4 separate regions of the Mus musculus genome follow, and regions 1, 2 and 3 are each linked to region 4. A link is a loop called in an ENCODE intact Hi-C map of the cell type or tissue named here. Cell type or tissue: heart. All regions are shown on one strand.

Evidence for each region. Hi-C counts contacts between places; a loop is a spot of excess contacts. Peaks named below come from ENCODE experiments on the same cell type or tissue, not always from the same donor. Only the 100,000 strongest peaks of a DNase experiment are listed, where the experiment ranks them.
Region 1: a loop joins it to region 4, with 8 times the contacts of the local background. A loop is called at or near these places in 35 of 42 quality-filtered maps.
Region 2: it touches region 4 in a loop (6-fold over the local background); 19 of 42 quality-filtered maps call a loop at or near these places.
Region 3: it touches region 4 in a loop (3-fold over the local background); 3 of 42 quality-filtered maps call a loop at or near these places.

What each region holds. Positions count from the first base shown.
Region 1 is chr4:151,070,471-151,075,470 of GRCm38, reverse strand. It overlaps Camta1 (calmodulin binding transcription activator 1), which reads left to right. Exons shown (of 24, transcript NM_001081557.3): 21 at 186-379; 22 at 1,409-1,483; 23 at 4,015-4,045. Among named protein-coding and RNA genes, the nearest start is that of Vamp3, 15 kb to the right of the region's middle. In heart, a CTCF peak has its summit at 1,916 (motif pointing left); a DNase peak (open chromatin) is centred at 1,920.
Region 2 is chr4:150,964,615-150,969,614 of GRCm38, reverse strand. It overlaps Gm23405 (a small nuclear RNA gene), which reads right to left and starts at 4,880; the gene lies at 4,722-4,880. Gm30120 (a long non-coding RNA gene) reads left to right here. Exons shown (of 4, transcript XR_390979.2): 3 at 1,029-1,192; 4 at 1,986-4,028. In heart, CTCF peaks have their summits at 2,863 (motif pointing left), 4,241 (motif pointing right) and 4,893 (motif pointing left); a DNase peak (open chromatin) is centred at 4,274; H3K4me3 peaks cover 661 bases.
Region 3 is chr4:150,654,099-150,659,098 of GRCm38, reverse strand. No RefSeq gene overlaps it. Among named protein-coding and RNA genes, the nearest start is that of Slc45a1, 4.4 kb to the right of the region's middle. In heart, CTCF peaks have their summits at 2,377 (motif pointing left) and 2,914 (motif pointing left); DNase peaks (open chromatin) are centred at 2,368 and 2,918; H3K4me3 peaks cover 307 bases; H3K27me3 peaks cover 1,209 bases.
Region 4 is chr4:151,136,927-151,141,926 of GRCm38, reverse strand. Camta1 (calmodulin binding transcription activator 1) reads left to right here. Exons shown (of 24, transcript NM_001081557.3): 10 at 3,487-3,613. Among named protein-coding and RNA genes, the nearest start is that of Gm52711, 19 kb to the left of the region's middle. In heart, a CTCF peak has its summit at 2,271 (motif pointing right); DNase peaks (open chromatin) are centred at 196, 526 and 2,276; H3K4me3 peaks cover 1,792 bases; H3K27ac peaks cover 1,844 bases; H3K27me3 peaks cover 1,585 bases.

The DNA of each region.
Region 1 (5,000 bases), 66 kb after region 4:
CCCGCAGGCCATCCTGAAGGTAGTTCTTTGCATTTTGGAAAAGTACTGGAAGCTTGCTGTTGGCATCCTGAGGTTGGCTCCCAGCAGAGATTAGGGTAGGAAGGAAGGAGGGGCTCTTACCGCCTAAGCTTGGAGGACTTCCAACTCTTGTCATTACTGTCCTGTCCCTTCTGTGTCCCCCACAGTATGCACTTTACAAAAAGATGACCCAGGCGGCCATCCTTATCCAGAGCAAATTCCGAAGTTACTATGAGCAGAAGCGGTTCCAGCAGAGCCGGCGCGCTGCAGTGCTGATCCAGAACTTCTACCGGAGTTACAAGAAGTGTGGCCGGAGACGGCCGGCCCGCAGGACCGCTGTCATCGTGCAGCAGAAGCTCAGGTGGGTCAAGAGCCTGCAGGGTGTGGCAGAGGCTCTGCCTGGCACAGTACCTAGACCTGCCTCTGGGCAGGGCCCGAGGCACGGCAGGCAGCACCTTCCTCTCCAGTGTGACTTTGTGTAACAGTACCTATTAGTTGTTAGTTTCTCTTAAAGGTCCTTTATCTGCCACATGGTGTTATTTTTATGTCATTGGCCAACTTCAATATAGATCAGAATTTGTCGGGACCAGAGTTTGTACTTAGTCATTCTGCAGTGTTCTGAACTTTGATCGACTCCCTAATTACTTCAGGAGAGTACATAGGGCTCAGGGCTCAGTGATTCCATCTTAGAACGTAGTAGACTAAAGATTAAGAACAGAAACTAGACCAAAGAGAGTATCAAGCTCAGAATTAACTCCTGGCCTGAAGAAGTCTGGCTAGCACTATAAGGCCTGTTTCCACAAACAACAACAACAGGAAAAAACCTGGTTATAGTGGTACACACTTGTAATCCCAAGTGTGTACTATTTGGCTAATCTGGCCTACAAAGCAACCTCTTGCCTTAATCCCAGATGAATGAATAAGTTGTAAGGGCATATGGAGGGACCATCTCATTTTTAGTCTTCATATTGTCTCCTTTAAAACGCGGGAGAGAGCCATAGTTCAGTCGCCAGGGTAACTGCCTGGCGTGTACAAAGCCCTGGGCTCCGTATCCTCTTATCACATGAAGTGGTCAAGGCAGCTCATGCCTCGAGTGCCAGCACTGGGACGTGAAGGCAGGAGATCCCGAGTTCAGAAGTCTGAGCTGTACTGGGGATTTGATGCCAGCCTGAGATGCAGTAGACGCTGCCGTCTCAAATTCAAGAAGACAAAGCAAAGGCTTGGGAGAGTCCCCAGGCTGATCTCTGCACTGTGGGGGCAGCTTTTCAGTTGGATTTGTGACACCGTTTAACCGAAAGTCTCCTCCAGCTGTAGATCAGATTGGTTCAGGGTCTGCAGTGTAAGCTTTCTGGGACCTTTTCTTGTGACGCTCATGTTCTGACTTTTTCAGGAGCAGTTTGCTGACCAAAAAGCAGGACCAAGCTGCTCGAAAGATAATGAGGTTTCTGCGTCGCTGTCGCCACAGGTACAACAAGCCCTTATCTATCATCGTGCTCGTAAGGAATAATAGAACAGCCCCAACCTTTCTAACCACTTGCTGGTTCTGTGCCACGCTGGTGACCTCTAGCAAGCATGGGGCAAGCATTCCAGGTTGTAACAGGATGGTGGCATCTTGGCACTGCCACTTGGGCAGCAGTGACTCAAGAGGGTGCGTGTCTGACCATGGAGACCCCCCCACCCCCCAGTGCTTTTCTGTTTTGATTTGGGCATGAATGTGATTTACTCGGACTAGCTTTTGGTCCAAGTTTCTCTTTAACCTACCATGTATACGCCAGTTTGCCTTACGGTCTTCGCAGTATGTCCTTAATCTGCTAATAGGCATCCACACAGAAAATTAAGGAAGACAGACCTCTAGGTTCTCACATGTGAAACTTCCACTAAGCGGCGGGTGCCCTCTGCTGGATATATTGAATATAGCATTTCCACTCAGTTTAGCGCTGAGAGCCAGTCTGGCTTGGTCCAAGGTGGGAGGGCAGGGAACACAGAGGAAAAGACAGCCTGTTGGTCCCCAAGGATGTAACATGTTTTCATGGAGCCTCGCTAGAGGAGCATCTCCTCAAGTGTGAGCTTTCTTGCTGAAGACTTAAGATGTCTGGGGCTGGAGGGAGAGGCTTGCTTCCTCTCTATAGATGAAGCCTGGAGTCCATAGCGGTGGCCGTTGGAGCTGCACAGAGGGGGAGTGTGTGTTCCCAGAGCATCAGGAGCTGTGCAGTTGCGAGCTGGCTCTGTGCTGTCCGCTCTTTCTCCTGTTTAACCATCCCCTCATTCCTCAGAGACCTCACGTCAGGTTCTCTCTCTCTCTTTACATTGCTAATATTTCAAAATACCTTGCCTTTGAGACTTACTTACTCTTATTTAACACAGACTCTCATCTGTATGACCATAGAAAGAAACATTCGTAGTAGCCACTTCATCAACAGTAATAGAAAACCTTAAAGAGCTTGTTAGGGTACTAGGTGTTCTCTAGATGGAATCCAAGATGGGAGGTCCATGCCCTCGCTGCTCTTCCATGCCTTGGATCAAGGTCTTCCTCCACCTCCACCACCACGTTCCCCTGGCCCTCCTGCCCTAAGAGCTAGCATATGAAATACAAGTATGAATAAGCTGACTGAAGACGTCCTGGCAGGAAACGGATAGTAAACTACAGGGTACGATCTCACGTAATGAGAGTGATTCTGCAAGTCCCCCCTCAAACCGATCAGTCTCCTGTCTCTGTTGTTAAGCCAATCCCTTTCAGTTGGCAATCAAGCAGTTATGACTTGGTAGAATAGCCGAGCTTCTTCGGTTGGTAAAATACCTTGGATTCCCCCAGGTCACTTTCCTTACCTCTTCATAAGTCCAGTTCCTCATCCTCTTTGTTTTGCCTGCAGAATGAGAGTCCCCAAAACACTGTCCAGCACAGAGACTAGTAGACTTAGCTCCCATGGTGCAGAGCGGCCACTCCACTTGGTGAGACTGGTTCATCTGGTCTAGACCCTAATGTTGCTTTTTGAGGCCCTTTTCAAATAAACCAGAACCATCCATGGGTTAAACTGTGCTGTGCTGTGCTGTGCTCACTTCATGTTGTTCCTTGAGTCCAAACGTATAGGAGAGATGCAGGGTAAGCAGAGCTACCCGAGTCCTTCACTGACTCTGCCGTGTGTGTTCTTTTGAGGGTGTGTTCTGTGTTTACAGTGGATGAGTCAAAGATTAAGATACTTGACATATAATTGCATGAAAGACTGCTTGCTGAAGTAGGCTGGACGGAGGAATCCCTCACTTAACTTTAACTGAGGAATTGGCCGAAGATCTCAGCTGTTCTAAGTTCATATTTTAACCAGCTGCTCATCCCTGGGGAGGCTGGCAAGGTCTCCTGGGAAGGAGAGCATCGGGCCTGGGGCTCTTTCTGCTCACCATTTGCAGCAAAAAAAATGACTATTGCTCTTTCCTGGTTCGGATGATAAAAACCACACAAGTGGACAGCAGAGCCTTTGTGTGCTGGATGCAGTGCTCGCTGCTCACCTCCCGTCTCCAACACATTTCGCTAAAGAGCCTGATGGAGTCCTGGCTCGCTCTCCTGGGGGTTATTTTAAACTTGTGTGTTCCCTCAGATGTGTACATCCCGTTCTGGTTTACTTAGCTTTACTTTCATAAGTGGAACTGTCATGTTTATTGTCTCTTAGAAGCATTACAATCTGTGTTAAGTAGAAAACTTCATGACACCCTCTCAACAAGGTAGGTAGACAGTGGCCTGAGAAGTCAGCAGGACCCATTTCTAAGTCATGTGATCGCAACAGTTTTTTAAAAGTTGACGGGTCTTCTTCCTGTTTGTCCCAATCCCTGCCACCACCCTTCTTGGCCTTCCCAAGAGAAACCACCTGCTAGTGTCTTTGGGTGACATAAAGCTATTGATAAGATTTCTGCCGTGCCCCTCACATGCTAATAAAGCTGTTGATAAGATTTCTGCTGTGACCCTCACATGCTAATAGCTCTCTGGTGTTGTTTTACTGTCTAAAGCCCCCTGGTGGACCATAGGCTGTACAAAAGGGTGAGTTTAGCTGCCTGCTAGCCAGTTTCTCCTTATCTTCCATTTTCAATATTTTGCTTTTTGCTTGCTTGCATGGGGCTGCAGCGTAGGTATGCTAGTAAGTTTCACATCCATTCTGAATGAAAAATAAGATAAAATAAAAAACTAACCCTGAGTACTAACCCTGCTGTCTATGCAACAGGAGAGCAGCCACTTAGTCGCTGTGCACATGCATGAGGAAGTGAGGGAGGAACCTTCTGAGACCACCAACAGCATGCTCGGGCCAGGCGGAGAGCCCTCCACACAGGCCTTCCTGCTGACGGGAGGCAGCCTTACAGGAAAACATTCAGCAAGTGGTTTTGTAACTACAGTATTTCGCCACGTCAGATTTCCTCAAAATTGGTCAAAATTTTTTAGGCTAAAAAAGCTCCTTAGAAAGTGCTAGGATGGAAAGAAAATCATTTATTTACAGATACTACTTCCTGTCACCCTGCCCCAGAGCATCAGTTTCTAAAGCTCTCTTCCCTTGTGGTGTGAGGGAAGTCAGGATAGAAAGCTGCCCTGCAGAACCTGCTTAGGACATTGAGTACACAGCAGAAGGTGTGCCAGATGTGCAGCGCCCAACTGTAATTCTTCCTAAAAAAACGTGCGAGGTACCTTGAGCCTAGCTGGAGACTCCACGTTACGGTTGGGAGTAGCTGTTGAAGTCGCATTTATATGTGGCAGACATTGTGACTAGGTAGTCAGTGGACACTGCCGGTGTTCCCATGTTTGAGCATAGGATTCCAGTCTGTAGGTGCACACTACACACAGGAACGTGTGGGAATGTAGCTGAGACACATCGAAGTGACAGTGAAAGAAAGTGGCAGAAAACTCTTCAAAAGCGAGGGCAAGAACTCGGCAACACTGGGCTAGAGTTTGGGTTAACTTTGTTAGCTTTCTGAGAGGAAGTTAATTCAGTATAGCCCGTCAGTCT
Region 2 (5,000 bases), 170 kb after region 4:
TGATGACTGATCAGATGCTAACACACACACCTCTGGCAGGTTTGCATGTAGAGAAATGTGTTTAAATCAGGCCTACAGTGACAATGTTCTTGTTTTAAGACAAGATTTTTTTTTAACTACACTGCTTTTGTGTTTGTGTGTGTGTGTGTTCATGTGTGTGAGCATGTGCACATGAATGTCATGGTACAAATGTGGAGGCCAAGGGACAATTTGCAGGAGTTAGTTCCCTCCTCCTGTGTGGGTCCTGGGGATCAAACTCAGGTTCTCGGTAGCCCAGGCTGGCCTCTAACTTACTGGGTAGCCGAGGAGTCACCCTGAGCTTCTCCTCCAAGCGCAGGGCTCCCAGTTCTCCACCACACCTGATTCTAATGCAGTGCTGATCTTCGCACAGGTGAGGCCAGCACAAAGGCAATGAGCTATGTGTCATCCCCAGCCCTGTGTTGACTGTGTGTGGGCAGTGAGCCTCGCCCCTTTCTATCCCTTAGAAGTGACAGGGAAGAAGTGAGTCAGAGTTGACCACAGGGCAGGAAGCTCAGGATAGACCGTATCAGAAAGTGAAGGCTTCAGGGATGCAATGCCTGTTACAATCACTAACTGGTCAATCATCGTTAATTCAAAGGTAACCACCATCTGACACGGTTAAAACTGGGAAACAGCTCTTGCAAAGGAGAGACAAGAGTTTGTATTGTCCAATCTGTTTCATTTGCAAAAATCACTAGTTTGCTTAAGAATTTCAGATCTGAGGGACTGGAGAGGTGGCTCTGCAGTTGAAAAGCACTGGCTGCTCTTGTAGAGGACCAGGGTTTGGCTCCCAGCATCCACACAGCAACACATCCACTGCCTGATACTCTAGCTCCGGGGTGGGGTGGGGGGATCTGATGCCCTCTTCTGGCCTGCATGGGCACCAGCACACGGGTGCATGTGTACACACGCAAAGAGACGCATAAAATAAAACTTTAAAAAAAAAATAATTTCAGAAGCAATTAGATTAACATGGCAGTAAGTAGACTGCTCCCTCTACTTTCCAGGCCTGCCTGTACCCCACGGAAGTTGGAACATATTGGAATAACTGCACCCATGGCTGTCAAGGACTACCTGGGCCTCTGGACTAACATGGCAGGAATTGTAACTTCTTCCTCAGCTTTCTCAACGGCAGTTTTATTTATGCATTTCCTTTCTTCAGTCTGTTTTGGTAAATTATGCTTTTCCTAGAAGATTGTAATAGGTTTTCACCAGCGCGATAGGCCAGATCAGATCACCGTAAAAGTAAATAGGTGCACGTTTATTGGGCGCAGCTCCTGGGTGGGTTCGCAGGTCCCAGAGAACAGAGCCAGGGAAACCACGAGCCCAGGCTAAGGCCAGGGGGTTTATAGATCTCGGGCGATGATGTATCAGCCAGGAGCCGGAACTGTGCCCAAATATAGTCAAAAGCTGATCGCTTACACGGGTGGGCTGGCAGATTGCATCAGCTGCTGGAAATGCGGAACTGAGATTTGGGGGCCTTTTGGGGGGGGGTATCCGAGACAGGGTTTCTCTGTGCAGCCCTGGCTGTCCTGGAACTCACTCTGGAGACCAGGTTGGCCTCGAACTCAGAAATTCACCTGCCTCTGCCTCCCAAGTGCTGGGACTAAAGGCGTGCGCCACCACACCCGCCTTTGGGGCCCTTCTTTTGTTCAGAGTTTTTCAGTGTGCGAGGGTTTGGGCGGAGATTAGACGGGGCTCCCCAGGCCACGCAGGGGTGAGCAGTGGACTCCAAGCTCCAACCAAACAGCTTGATCATTTTTTTCCTAGCAGGAATCTCTTCCTAGAAATCGTGTGTGTATGTGTGTGTGTGTGTGTGTGTGTGTGTGTGTGTGTGTGTGTTTATGTGTATGTGTTTACATGTATATGTGTATGTAGAGGTGCCTGTGGAGGACAGAGGACAAACTTGAGTGTCGTTCTGCCCTCCACGTTGATTCCTTGAGATGAATTCTCTTTCTGGCTAGGCTGGCTGGCCGTCAAGCGCCATGGAGCCAACTGCTCTCCATCTCCCCGTGCTAGAATTGCGTCTGCGCAGTAGGTCACCCAGCCTCTTGACGTTGGCTCTGGGCTCGAACTGGAGTTCTCCGGCCATCATTTTTCCACAGTGAGCATCTCACCAACGGAGTCTTCATCTAACCATTGTTCCTGGGTTTTTGAGACACAGTCTGGACACATAGTTCGGGCTAGCTTAGAACTCAATGCTGAGACCAGGTTGGCGTCAAACTTGGAACAGTCCTCCTGCCTTAGCCTCGGGAATGCTAGGGTTATAAGCACATACCAGCAGGCTTGGCTCTAGCAATTTCTTGGAACATGGTGAGATTTCAGGCTACATTAACTACATGGAGCTTGGATCTGAAACAGCCCGTGGGAGTGCCGCCGTGAGATGGGTTCCATCCCCAGGACTGCATACACCCTGTGTGGTGGAGGCAGGAGGATCAGGAGTTCAGAATTAGGCTGATCTACATAATGAGCCTGGGTTACATGAGACCATCTCTCAAAAACCAAACAAAGCCACGTGTCATGCATGCTTTAGAATGGTCTTAGTTACTTAAATTGCTGTCTCTAATTTTCATTCTCTGCCCAAGACCATGTTTTCTTCTGATGGGCTGATTGCACGTGGTTAGGAACTTCCTGGTTCCGTCTAATTGAGACCAAGTTAACATCTGAGGGTATAGACCCTGGCCAACAGTGTGATCTCCTTAGTCCCCAGAAGATGACCATCATTTTCCCTTCTTGTCTGCAAGAAGACAGGTGATAATTAAATGACTCCTGGCACCTCTTCATCCTGGAGTCTCCCTGGTCCCAGGTAGCCACCCACACAATGGTGGTGTCTACCGCCCTCTTGTGGCGGAGGGAGTTTTTGTTCTTTCCAGTTTCTCATCTGACAAAAAGTTCCAACAGCAGGGTGGCAGAAGTGAGTGGGTGAGTGTGGGTGTCAAATATTTACATCTGAGCATCGCGCTAAGTGACATTAGGGGTAAATGCGGAGGAGGATCCAGAGACCCCGGTAAGCTGAACACCTTTAAGCAAGATCCAGGTTGCCAAATGAGGTGGGTTTGGCCAAATGCTGCTTGTTTTCTAATGTTAATTTGGGTCCCCAAAACTGCAAGTAGTGTCTGTAAGTAGCTTCTGGGAACCTGCCCCCAATGGAATCTGACTGTTAAATAAAAATGCCAACAGCCAAGCTGGGGAGGACAGACAGAGGTCGGGTATTTTTAATTTCCTGGGGCTTGGGACAGACGGAGAAGGGTAGCTACCATGTGAAGGAGCCGGGAGAGTGTGGCCAGAGAGGATTGCCCAGCTGGGTCCAGGGCAGCGAAGAGAGAACAGAGATTATTGGCACGTGGAGGTTAGGCAGTGGCCCAGCTATTGAGCTACTTAAGGCCTATCAAAATATAAAGGCTGTGTGGGGGGAGGGGGAGGAATGTCTTTCTTTGGGGAACATATATCATTGAGGCGGGTGGTGAGCCTGCCACTGGGACTTATTAATTAATTATTTAATTCAACAGCCAAACAACCAGAGACCTGTTTCAGCGTGTTGAAGAGCCCAGATGCAGATCTCAACAGAGAGTTACCCACGTGTCATCTGTCATCGGAGATGCTCTGTACAGATATGCCCAAAACAAATATGGTGCTCACGACTGAAGACCGGGCTTTTCTGGTTTTGTGATTTGAGAGACTTTGGGATCCTAGAATGAAGGTCTTCTGGTATTTATATTGGAATATGGTTTTTTGTTGCTTTTGCTACTGTTCAAGTTTTACGACTTGTTTTCATTTATGTATGCATTTGTGTAGAAAGCATACCAAGTGTATGCAGATGCCTGCAGTAGCCAGAAGAGGGCGTCAGATCCCTGGAGCTGGAGTTACAGGTGAGCCACCAAGCATGGGTGCTTGGTTCCTCTGCAAGAGCACTATGCACTCTCGACTGCGGTTCTAGTGGATATATTTTTTAAATCATCATCATCAAAGCTGGGCAGTGGCGGCGCACGCCTTTAATCCCAGCACTCGGGAGGCAGAGGCAGGCGGATTTCTGAGTTCGAGGCCAGCCTGGTCTACAGAGTGAGTTCCAGGATAGCCAGGTCTATACAGAGAAACCCTGTCTCGAAAACAAACAAACAAACAAACATCATCATCGTCAACATCATCATTATTATTTAGTAGTGGTGTTACGGTATTTTTGACTACATGCGTCTCTGAACCACATTGTGCAGTCCCCAGGCAGGCCACAAGAGGGCATCAGATCCCTTGGAACTAGAGACCTATGAGCCACCATGTAGATCAGCCCTTTTCAACCTGTGGGTCGTGACTGTACAGCCCTTTCACAGGGTCGCCTAAGATTCTCAGAAAACACAGATATTCACATAACGATTCATAACAGTATCAAAATTACAGTTGTGAAATAGCCACAAAAGTTATTTTATGGTTGAGGGTCACCATGACATGAGGGACTAAAGAGTCCCAGCATGAGGGAGATTGCGAACCGCTGATACAGATGCTGGGAACTGAAGGCGAGCCCTCAGTCAGAGCACCAAGTGCTTGTACTCAGTAAGCGACCTCTCCAGCCCCGGAAAGGAGACCATGTGACTGCTGAGAGCAGAGCCCACGCCCTCAGCCAAAGCAGCAAGTGTTCTCAACAGCTGAACTGTCCTCCAGTCTCTACTGTAAACTTTTATTATGTGCGGTTTTTAGAGATCTCCTTTAGGAGGGTGTGGGAACGCAGCCCCCACTACCACAGATTACGCAGTTAATTTCCCACGTGTGGGGGGGATCTCGGGGGTCAGCACATCCGAGGGCAGCGGAGGAGCCTCACACCGGGAAACCACCTTGTGGTCATGGTGTGCCCCCTGCTGGGTGACTACGGATAAGCTTGCCCGACATATACAGTAAAGACATGTGCGTGTGATTCGTGTTTAACTCTGTTCACCCCAGAAGAATTCTGATTACTGCTATTTATTACTTAGTCTTAAATTCATACAGCA
Region 3 (5,000 bases), 480 kb after region 4:
AGGCTCTCCTGTTGAACTTACCACTGTGATTTTCTGGCTGGCAGTGAGTCCCCAGAGATCCACCTGTCTGGGGTTGTAATTCCTCAGTCCTGGGATTACTAGCATGTGCAGCCATGCCCAGATTCTTGTGGGCTCTGGAGATTTGAACTTGGGTCCTCATGTGTATGCTGCAACTGCTTTTTTTTTTTTTAAATGTATGTATAGCTATGGGAAGACTCATTCTCAGAGCTGAATGGCGAGGAGTCAGAGACATGCAGCTGAGGTACAGAGTGGAAGGCCTTACTCCTCCTGACATGAAGACCTACCTACCCCAGAGACATGCACACAGGAGACTGCGAAGGCGACATGAACCCCAACACTTAGGAATTGTATCCATGACAGAAATGGCCTCTCGGAACAATGCAGAGGGAAAATCATCTCTGTAAGCAGCACCCAGCCAAGTGGACACAGGGGCAGACACTTACCCCACGCCAAGAATGAAAGCCCATCCTACGTGAAGGGCATATAAAAGTTAAGCCGGACAATGACATTGTTAGAAGATGACACAGAAGATGTTCACGACCTCCAGGGAAGGGGCAATTTCTTAGCCAGGACCCCAGGGCAATTCCATAGACAACACCCATTGATACTTGATTGAAGTTACAACCTTGCAAAGGACTCTATCCAACACACACATGAACACTATAAATCATTAAGACGGGCACGTGGGCAGCAGAAAGATGGACAGAGGCCTGAGCGGGCATGCTGCAGAAGAGAAACTAAAATGACTTAAATGTGAGGTGCTGAAGCCCTGTAGTCACCTGGACATGTAATCAGGACGTTTGTTTCCTGTCTGTCCATCTCCCCAACAGGAAAGACCTCAAACAGTGGTGAATGAGCGGGCAGACAGTCCTCATTGCCTGCCTTCAAGAGTGCGGATAAGTACAGCCTTTGGGCAGACATGAAAGAAGATGTCTGCTCCAAACTGCAGCTCTTGAACATGTACCCTGCAGGATGCTCCAGTGTGTACCTGTGCGGGGTTATAATGCCCTCAGTAGGGTTGCATCCAGTGAGCCTGCAGACCAGATATCTGAGCAAATATCCCGAGGCACGCTTGTGGAATGGAATATTTGGTATGGAAAATGAATTTGAGCAGTGTGCAGTGTAGATGCAGATAACCTTCAAGAATTAAAACAATGAGGCCAGGCAGTGGTGGTGCATGCCTTTAATCCCAGCACTTAAGAGGCAGAGGCAAGCTAGCCTGATCTACATACTGAGTTCCAAGCCAGCTAAAATGACATAGTGATGCCCCCTCTTTTATTTAGAGGAAACATTTTTTTTAAAGATTTATATGAGTACACTGTAGCTGTCTTCAGACACACCAGAAGAGGGCACTGGATCCCATTACAGATGGTTGTGAACCACCATATGGTTGCTGGGATTTGAACTCAGTACCTCTGGAAGAGCAGCCAGTGATCTGAGCCACTGAGCCCTAACCACCTCTCCAGCCCTGAAACCCTCTATCAAAAAGTGAAAAAAAAAATCATGAATTAGAAAAATTATTACCTTTATTTACTTATTTAGAGTGTGCGCCGCCATTATGTAAGTGCTACAGTGTGTGGAGGACAGAGGACATGTGAGAATCGGTTCTGTCCTCCCGTCACGTGCGCTCTGGGGAGCAAGCGGGGGTCCTCGAGCCTGGCAGCAAGGGCCCTCACTCTTTGAACCATTTCGCTAGCCCAAACAATCACAAATTCTAATTCATAACAATCACTAAGAGAAAAGATGGAGTAATTTGAATTTTTCGTGTTTTTTTTTTTTTAATTGGTTATGTGCTTAGAGGTTTGCGGAGTTGATTCAGAATTGTAACCAGCAAGTCAATCAAGCCATCTGAAAGCAGACATCTGGCAGGGTGGTCTCGAACACTGGCCAGGACCCCTCGCTATCCTGCAGCCAATAAGGTTCTCCTGAAGCCGCGGGACAAGAGCGTGCAGCTGGCTGCCTGCTTCCCTTCCCAGTACCACAGTGCACCAGTACCCAGGTCCCCAGGGTGTGAGGCTGTCACTAATTTTGTTGACCTCCCCCACAACTCTGCCTCCCAGTCCCAGATGCTCCTCAGATCATTCGAAACAAGAGCAAAGAACCCACACCACGGGCTGAGGTGTGTGGGTCACCGTGTGTGGCTGCACAGCACTGTAGAAGGGCATTTCTCCACATCCCTCCATTCCATCTTCAAACTCCCACTCCAACCCAGTCTGTTGGCATCCTCTCTTACCCACAGAAAGATCAACGCAGTGGCTAGCCTAAGATCGACTGTTCTTGCAAAAGACCTGAGTTCAGTTCCCAGCACCCATTTCTGGCAACTCGCAAAGTCCTGTAACTCCAGCTCTGGGGATCTAGCGCCCTCCTGTGGACTCCAAGGCTACCTTCACACAGATACACATTCACACACAAGACACATACGCATAACTTAAAAATAAAATCAAGGGATTAGAGATGCCTCAATGGTGAAGAGTTCATGTTGCTCTTTCAGAGATGAACTCAAGTTCAAGTCCCAGCACCCACACAGTAGCTTAGAACGACCTGCAACTCCAGGTCAAGGGGCCCAATGTCATCTTCTGACCTCTGTGGGTACCAGGTACCCACATTGTGAATACCTATATATACCTGCAGGCCGAGCATTCATATGCATAAAATAAGAAAATTTTTGAATTTTCAAATAAATAAATAAATAAATAAATATCGTTGAGAGAGAGAGAGAACGTGTGGTCTGAGAAAACCCTAAGTGGCTCCGTGCTTTGCAGGAAAAAGCATGTTTAAGAAGGACGGGTAATTTTTATTATTTATTTTTATTTTTTTAAGCCTCAGAGCCAAGGTGCCACTTGCAGACCACAGCTGCCCCCGCGAAGGTGGGGCTCTGGCGCCACCTAGTGGGAACGCGGAGTACCTGTTCCCACTGCCTGGCTCCTCTGGGTCTTGTTCCTGCTAACGTTGCCATCCTGGTCTTCAGACAGAGATAGCCGCTGGGAGTCATGTGTGACGTTATGCGGGAACTCCCGATCGCGTGTAGGTCCCCATGAGCTCTGCGAGATTCTGAGATTTGACACTGATAGCCTGGTCTCCTGGAGTGTCCCAGGTAGACACCCTGCCTGGCCCTGAAGCCAGTGTCCCTGGGTCTCTCTTACAAGCTCCGTGTGACTTCTGGCCTGATGGACAGTCCTTCTCCCACTGAGGCTGGGAGGAATCACGACACTGCATAGAGTCATGGTTCCCTTGCCTAATTTAGCCCTGATCTCCTGTGAGTTACTGTGTAGACAGGAGTGAATATACACAGAAAGAGACAGAAATAAAAGGAAGCAAAATTGCTTTCTTCTGTTCCTGGAAGGGTTAAAGAAATAAAAAGGAAGTTTCTAGATTTGGAAAGTAAAAGGAGGGCAGAGGAATTTTTGAAATTTCTTTCTTTCTTTTTTTTTTTTTTTTTCTTTCTCTCAACAATGCCTAGATTTTTAAGCCCTTTCTCCTGCTGGAAAATCCTAGTGTGACAATGAGAAACTGGATACCAATCTTTGTCTTCTGCACAATCCTCCGTGAGGCACCTGCTGCCGCCCCACCCCCACCCCCATTCCCTCTTCTGGACGGAGGTTCTAGCTTCCCTGCAATTACATGTGACCATGTCTCCAGGACCAAGTCCTGGATGTGAAAAGGGTCCCACCCATAGGGGAAGGTAGCATTTCCACAAGACTTCAGGGAGGGCCTCCACGGCCAAGGAAAGCCCTGGCTCAGTTGGTAGAGTGTTTGCCTAACACGCATGAGGCTCTGGGTTCAAACCCCAGCACTGTGTAAACCAGCCCTGATGGCAAACACCCTTAATCCCAGCACTTGGGAAGTAGAGGCAAGAGGAAGATCAGGGGTTCAAGGCCACTTAGTCACGAAGTGAATTCTAGGCCAGTCTGGCTACATGTGACCTGTTTCTCAAACAGGTTTCCAAAGCTAGGGTAAAAGTGCATCCCAAATTCCTAGACTGGAGAAACAGAAGCAGGAGGCTTGCTGTGACATTCTCTTGTTTGCTGACTGATGTGGAGGGCTCAGCCCACTGCGGGTGGGATCATCTCTAGGCAGGAGGGCCTGGGATGTAGAAGCTGTGGGAGCAAGCTGTGGGGCGGGTCCCTAACAGTGCTCCTCCATGACCCGTGCTTCAGGTCCTGCCTTTGGGTTCCTGCCTTGGCTTTCCTCCATGATGCACAGTCACCGCACAGGAACATGTAAGTCAGGGGACCCTTCCCTCTCTCAGCTGCTTTTGGCCATGGTGATTCTCACAGCAACAGAAGAGCAAGCTAGGACATGTCTCTGCCTGTCCTTGGCCACTTCTACCCTCAAAGTTGTCTCCTCCCATCTAGGCCAGGCCTCGACCTCCTGTCCGACCCGTCCCCACACCCACCCCTGACCTTCTCAGTTTCCCACCAAGAGCCTCATGGTCTTTGCAGAATAGGAATATAGCTTGTTTCACAGTGCCTGCCCCCACCCATGAACCCTCTCTGGCTTCTCCCTGCTCTTAGACAATGGCAACAGGTGGTGTAGCTCAGTGACATTGTTCAACATAGCCTTCAAGAGGGTCCAGGGTCCAAGCCCAGCACACACACAAACACACAAACACACACATACACAATCACACTACTTAAGCCAGCATGGTAGCATAAACCTATAGAGTTCAAGGTCAGCTTAGGTAGTATAACGAGACCTCATTAAAAGAAGGAAAGGGGGGGTGGGGGATGGAAAGATAGAGGAGTGGAGGGAGGGACAGATGGAGGGGGAGAGATGGAAGGAAGGATGGATGAGGGAGAGAGGTGGAAGAAGGAGGGATGGAGGAAGGGAGAGATGGAGGAGGGAGAGATGGAGGGGGGAGAGATGGAGGGAGGAGAGATGGAGGGAGGAGAGATGGAGGAGGGAGGAAATGACAGGAGTCCTGCCTCCAGCTGCCACTGCAGCCCCTCCTCTCCGACACCTGGGCCTCTGTGCAGCCT
Region 4 (5,000 bases):
ACAGGCCGGCTGCAGTCATGTTTTAGAACACCTAAGAGGTGGGATCGGCTTGTTTCCTGGCCTGCGAGCATGTGCCCAGGCCAGCTCTCTAGACCCTGCTGAAAGGAAGTCTTCAGCAAGCCTGACTTCCTCTGTTCTTCACCAGCCTATGCAGCCTTCGACTAGATCCCGGAGACCGGCAGTTCAGCATCTGTCCACCAGAGGGCAGCCCAGGATGACATATGCAATAGCAATCAGGCTTGTCCAACCCAGGTTTTCCAGAAACCCTGATAGTTCCCGGCACCCTGACATGGAAGCAAAGCATAGTCAATATGTTTAGAGGGGAAAAGCCATTTTGGTGTCCAGCGGGACCTCGTGGTAAAGCCTCCAAGGTGGCGTTCCTCCTTGCCAGGCTCTCCTACCCAGGACAATAGGGTCGGTCACCAAGCTGGCACTTGTGTCCCCTCACAAACCCCTTGCTGGCATGATTGCCGGGTATCTTGCCTTCTGTCCCTGCCAGCTGATAAGGGTGCATGTGTGAGCTGACGTCACCAGGAGTCTGGTTTGAAGTGGGCTCTGGCAAGCTTAGGAGGGAGCTGTGCAGCTGGGATCTTGCTCTGAGTCAGGCTGTGTGGACACGGGTACACCACTCCCACCAGCTTTAAACTGCAATGGTTCCCAGGCATGCTGTGCCCGGTTTGGCCTGCTGGCTCCTCTCTGAGTATGCTTCCCTTCTTCCTTTGCTCCCATGTCTCCTCCACACCTACCCACTTGGTGATCTCTCAGCTGGTCCCCAACACACACACACACACAGAGAGAGAGAGAGAGAGAGAGAGAGAGAGAGAGAGAGAGAGAGAGAGAGCAACGCTCTCTGTGCCTCAGCATTTGCCCAAGGTGCATGAATTCAAGACCCTTCATCTCAGGACTTACAGGACATAGACCTCAGATGGCACCCCTGCCTCTCCCCACCTCTCCCCTGCATCATCTCCCCCACCCCCACCCACCCACCCCCCGCTCCCGCCCCTCCCCATTGGCTCTGGCTGCACCAGGCAGAAGAAGCGGCAATTAGAACTGTCGGGCATGCACACATCACAAACAATTCAGGACAGCCGGGGCGGAGTGGTTGCCATGGGAACCGTCCGTGGAAATGATGGATTCTGAGGCGTCCTGCGGCAGTTGCCATGGAGAAGGTCTTGATGTTCCCGGTCTCCGCAGCAATTTGTCCCCACCACCACCCCGCGCAGCAACCCATCGTTGAACTAACAGCTGTGGGTTGCAGTTTTCATGTCCCCTCTTCTCACATGGTAACTGTCCGTGGCCTTTTGAAGCCAGTGTTCTTCCACATCCTCCATGGGAGGACCTTGCTCAGAGCAGGACGCCTCACTCAGGCAATCACTTCCAACCCCCTACACCATCACTTTGTCAGAGCCCTGAATCTACTTTATGGAACCGCTGGCGGCGGAAAGGCTTCTGAAATCACAGCTACCAGTGGGACTGGGCTACTTCCTGAAGTCACACAGATACCAAGGACAAGAGCAGATGCTGGGGGCTGGGGGCAAGGCTCAGCAGCTCTTGCAGTTAAGAGTACCTGCTCCTCTTGCAGGGGCTGGGCTTGCTTCTCAGCACCCACATGGTGGCTCAAGGCCATCTGTAACTCCAGTTCCAGGGGATCCAGTGCCACCTCCTGACCTCTGAGAGCACCAGACACACACACACATACATGCAGGCAAAAATATACACAATAAATAAACGGAACAGGGGTGGGGCACGCTATGATTTTGGAACTCTGTCTTGAGCTCTCTCCACTCTCGGCAAACCTCGGTGGCACCACAAAACCATGACCTAAGCTAAACGTCACACCCAGAGGAAAATGTACTTGCCAGCACAGGGGGGTACCTTCCCTTCAAGGGCCAGTCTACGGCTGTGGGTCACAGATAGTCTCAGGACATCATCACAGTAAACAAACTGCTACCTCTTATGGCCAAGGTTAGCCCCAGGCTAAGTCTGGGTTCCAGGCAACATTGTAGGGGAGTGGGAATCTTGAGAGCAAAGAATGGGTATGAAGTTGGAGCTTCCTCTAGGGCAGGAACAAGCAAGGGTTAAGAATAGCAAACGAGAATCAAGAATCTGGGACTGAATAGGCGACAGAGTCTGGCAGGCTTGCCTGGGGCAGCAGCGGAGAGCTGTGGCCCTGGCCTGAAGCAGTGGGGGAAGTCAGGACTCATTGCCGCAGCTCCTAACCCGGCCTCGGTTCAGCTCCTGGAGCGCCTCTCGGCCTTCTCTAGCCAGGGCGCCAGGTGGCGCTCTCCTCCCTATCGAGCACAGCTCTCCGCCCCCCTGCAGGGAAAGGTGTTTACTTGTTTGGGGGTGGGGTGGATGAGCCTCTGGGGTGGGTCTATCCAAGGTTAGCCAGGAGAGCCAGAGGCCAGCGCCCCTGCCTCTACATCCCGGGGCAGAGCCTCCCTCCACCCCGAGTGACCAGCCTCTCTTCTTGGCTAAGCCGTAAGTAGGGGACTTCTCCACCTGGGGATCAGGAGAGAGACAGAGACACAGAGAGACAGAGAGAGACATTAATCACTAACGGGAACAAAGTCCCTGAAAGGGATTTCCTGGGAGCAGCCACATGGGGCTCTTTGTTCTGGGGTATTCCTGCTGGCCAGAGTAGGTTAGAGAGAGCCCAGCGTTTCTAATGCTTTCTGGCGCTTGTCCCCTTGGGTCTGTGAAGACAGTTTTCCCTCCACTGGAGCAGAGAAAGGTCTGCTTAGACTCTGTAGGCCAGGCTGCCAGGCTGGTGCCTGCATGTGTGGTGCAGAAGTGCCAATGAGGGGCCACTCTTGTGTCTGCTTAGCTCGAGATACCCTGAATGACACAGCAGGCAGGTAGAGAACTGGAGGGTCAGTCCATCCCAAGCCCCAGCTCAGTTCCAAGAGCTCTACCTGAGCCCCTCCAATTCTGAATGCTTCACTTCGATTTTCTCTCTCCCCATCCACTACCTGGGCCTCCCCCCCTTACCACCTCCTGCCACACCCTGGGGGCCCTCCATTTCCCTTCAGTTTCCTACAAGAACATCTGTCCCTTGGGGTGACAGTTTCCAAATCTGAGTTCCCTCCACCTCTTCCCAAATGCATGACTCAGAGTCCCCCTTGTCCCCTCTGCTTCCTTCCTAGGGACCCTGCTGGCTGGTTCTCAGGTGCACCATGGGCTATGTGGCATGGGAAGTCCTGCCTCCCTCTAGTATCACCCTGAACTTTCAGGGTCAAGATGCCTAGGGGAGGGTCAAAAAAGGATGGCCTCTGGCGGGGGGGGGGGGTCAGAGCAGCTGCAGACCTGTCTTCTAGAGGGGCATCTCAGAAGTCAGGGCTTTTTGGAATGGTGTCATAGGGCCTGGGAATCTGCATGTGTAGCCAGCAGCCCTCAGCCCTTCCCGTCTAAGCCTGCAGCTGCAGGGGCGTCCTGTGTGCTGCATTCCCCGGGGGAACTGTTCTATCTCATCTCTCTCCTCTGCAGGGAGGAGTGAAGGTTCTCATCACAGGCCCATGGCAAGAAGCCAGCAATAATTACAGTTGCCTGTTTGACCAGATCTCCGTGCCTGCATCCCTGATTCAGCCTGGGGTGTTGCGTTGCTACTGCCCAGGTGAGGAGGCTGTGCCAGCGGGGGTTGGGGAGGAAGGAGAACAGACTCTGAGTCAGCCTTGGGGTGACCTTGAGGAAGTCACGCCTTTACTCCGCCTTCCTCAGCCGTGAAGATGTGTGCTCACTCACACAGTCTAATATAACATCTTCAGTTGGGGCTCATGGATCCTGGATCAGCCGGGAATGGTAGGCGTGCACGATGGGGGGGGGGGGGGGGGTTGTGAAGAAAACAAAGCAAAAGGACTATTTAAAGAGCCAATTAGTCAAGTGGCATATCCCAGGTGGGGTCCGGATGGGGCCCGGCCAAAGTGAAATACTCTCCTACAGCAGAGCTGACCTCACTCCTGCCCTGGCCCAGGCCACCCTGAGGCTCAGAAAACTCAGGGCCCTGTGCTCACAATATTGGCTCATTGGGGCACGGAGCAGGTGAAAGGAAGTCAGGGAAGCCTTCCATGTGGAGGGACTGTGGGGAACTGGGGTGTGTGGGCCAAACTTAGAATGAGGAGCACAGGCTCCTTTGAGGGGTAAGCACACACCCATCGAAGCCAGCCAGAAGCTCTGTGCCCTGTGGCTCTGTCTTCTCCCTCCCTCGTCCTGGGCTTCAGTATCTGTCATCTAATTCATGCGGCCTTAGGCTTTTTAGCCTGTGATTCTTCAAGTGTCCAGGCATGTATAACTGGCCGATAAGTCAGACACTGACTTGTAACAAACCACAGAGGAATTGATTTAAAGACAATTATAAAAATTGATTTTAAGACATTTATTTGGTATTCATATAATTTATCGTCTATCGAAGATAAGATCAAATTTGCATATTAACAAAATGGAGAGTTTGTTTATCTTTCCACCAAATATTAAATTTTGGCTATTTGATACCAAAGGGCATAGAACATCTTCAATATTTTTCGGTTAACTGATATCTGGATTTTATAATCATAATACTGAGAATATGCCAGTTTACATAAATATGAAGTATAAAGTGGTAAAAGTTTGACTTTGGGCCACTTTAGAGATTGTCGGAAGCTCTGTCCTAACTGTAAGCCAAAATTCGTGCCGTGATTTTTTTTTTTAAATGAAACTCAAATCTGCAACTCAAAAATCAATCTTTAAAAGCAAACATTCGAATACAATACAATCCAAATGGACTCGTATGATATCTATGCACTGAGGAGTGATGGGGACAGAACTATCTGGTCTCTGTTTTCAGGAATTGAGCAGAGAACTTGGTGTGAGCTACAAAAACACCGCAGTTCATGACAGACAAGTCCCAGATCAGAGACGAGGTACTTCAGGCAGGGTTTGCTGGAGGCTTGTGCCAGGACAGCCACGCAGAGCAAAGCACACACGTTACATGTTCAGTAGTCTCAGAAGCCAACATGGGCAAGCAC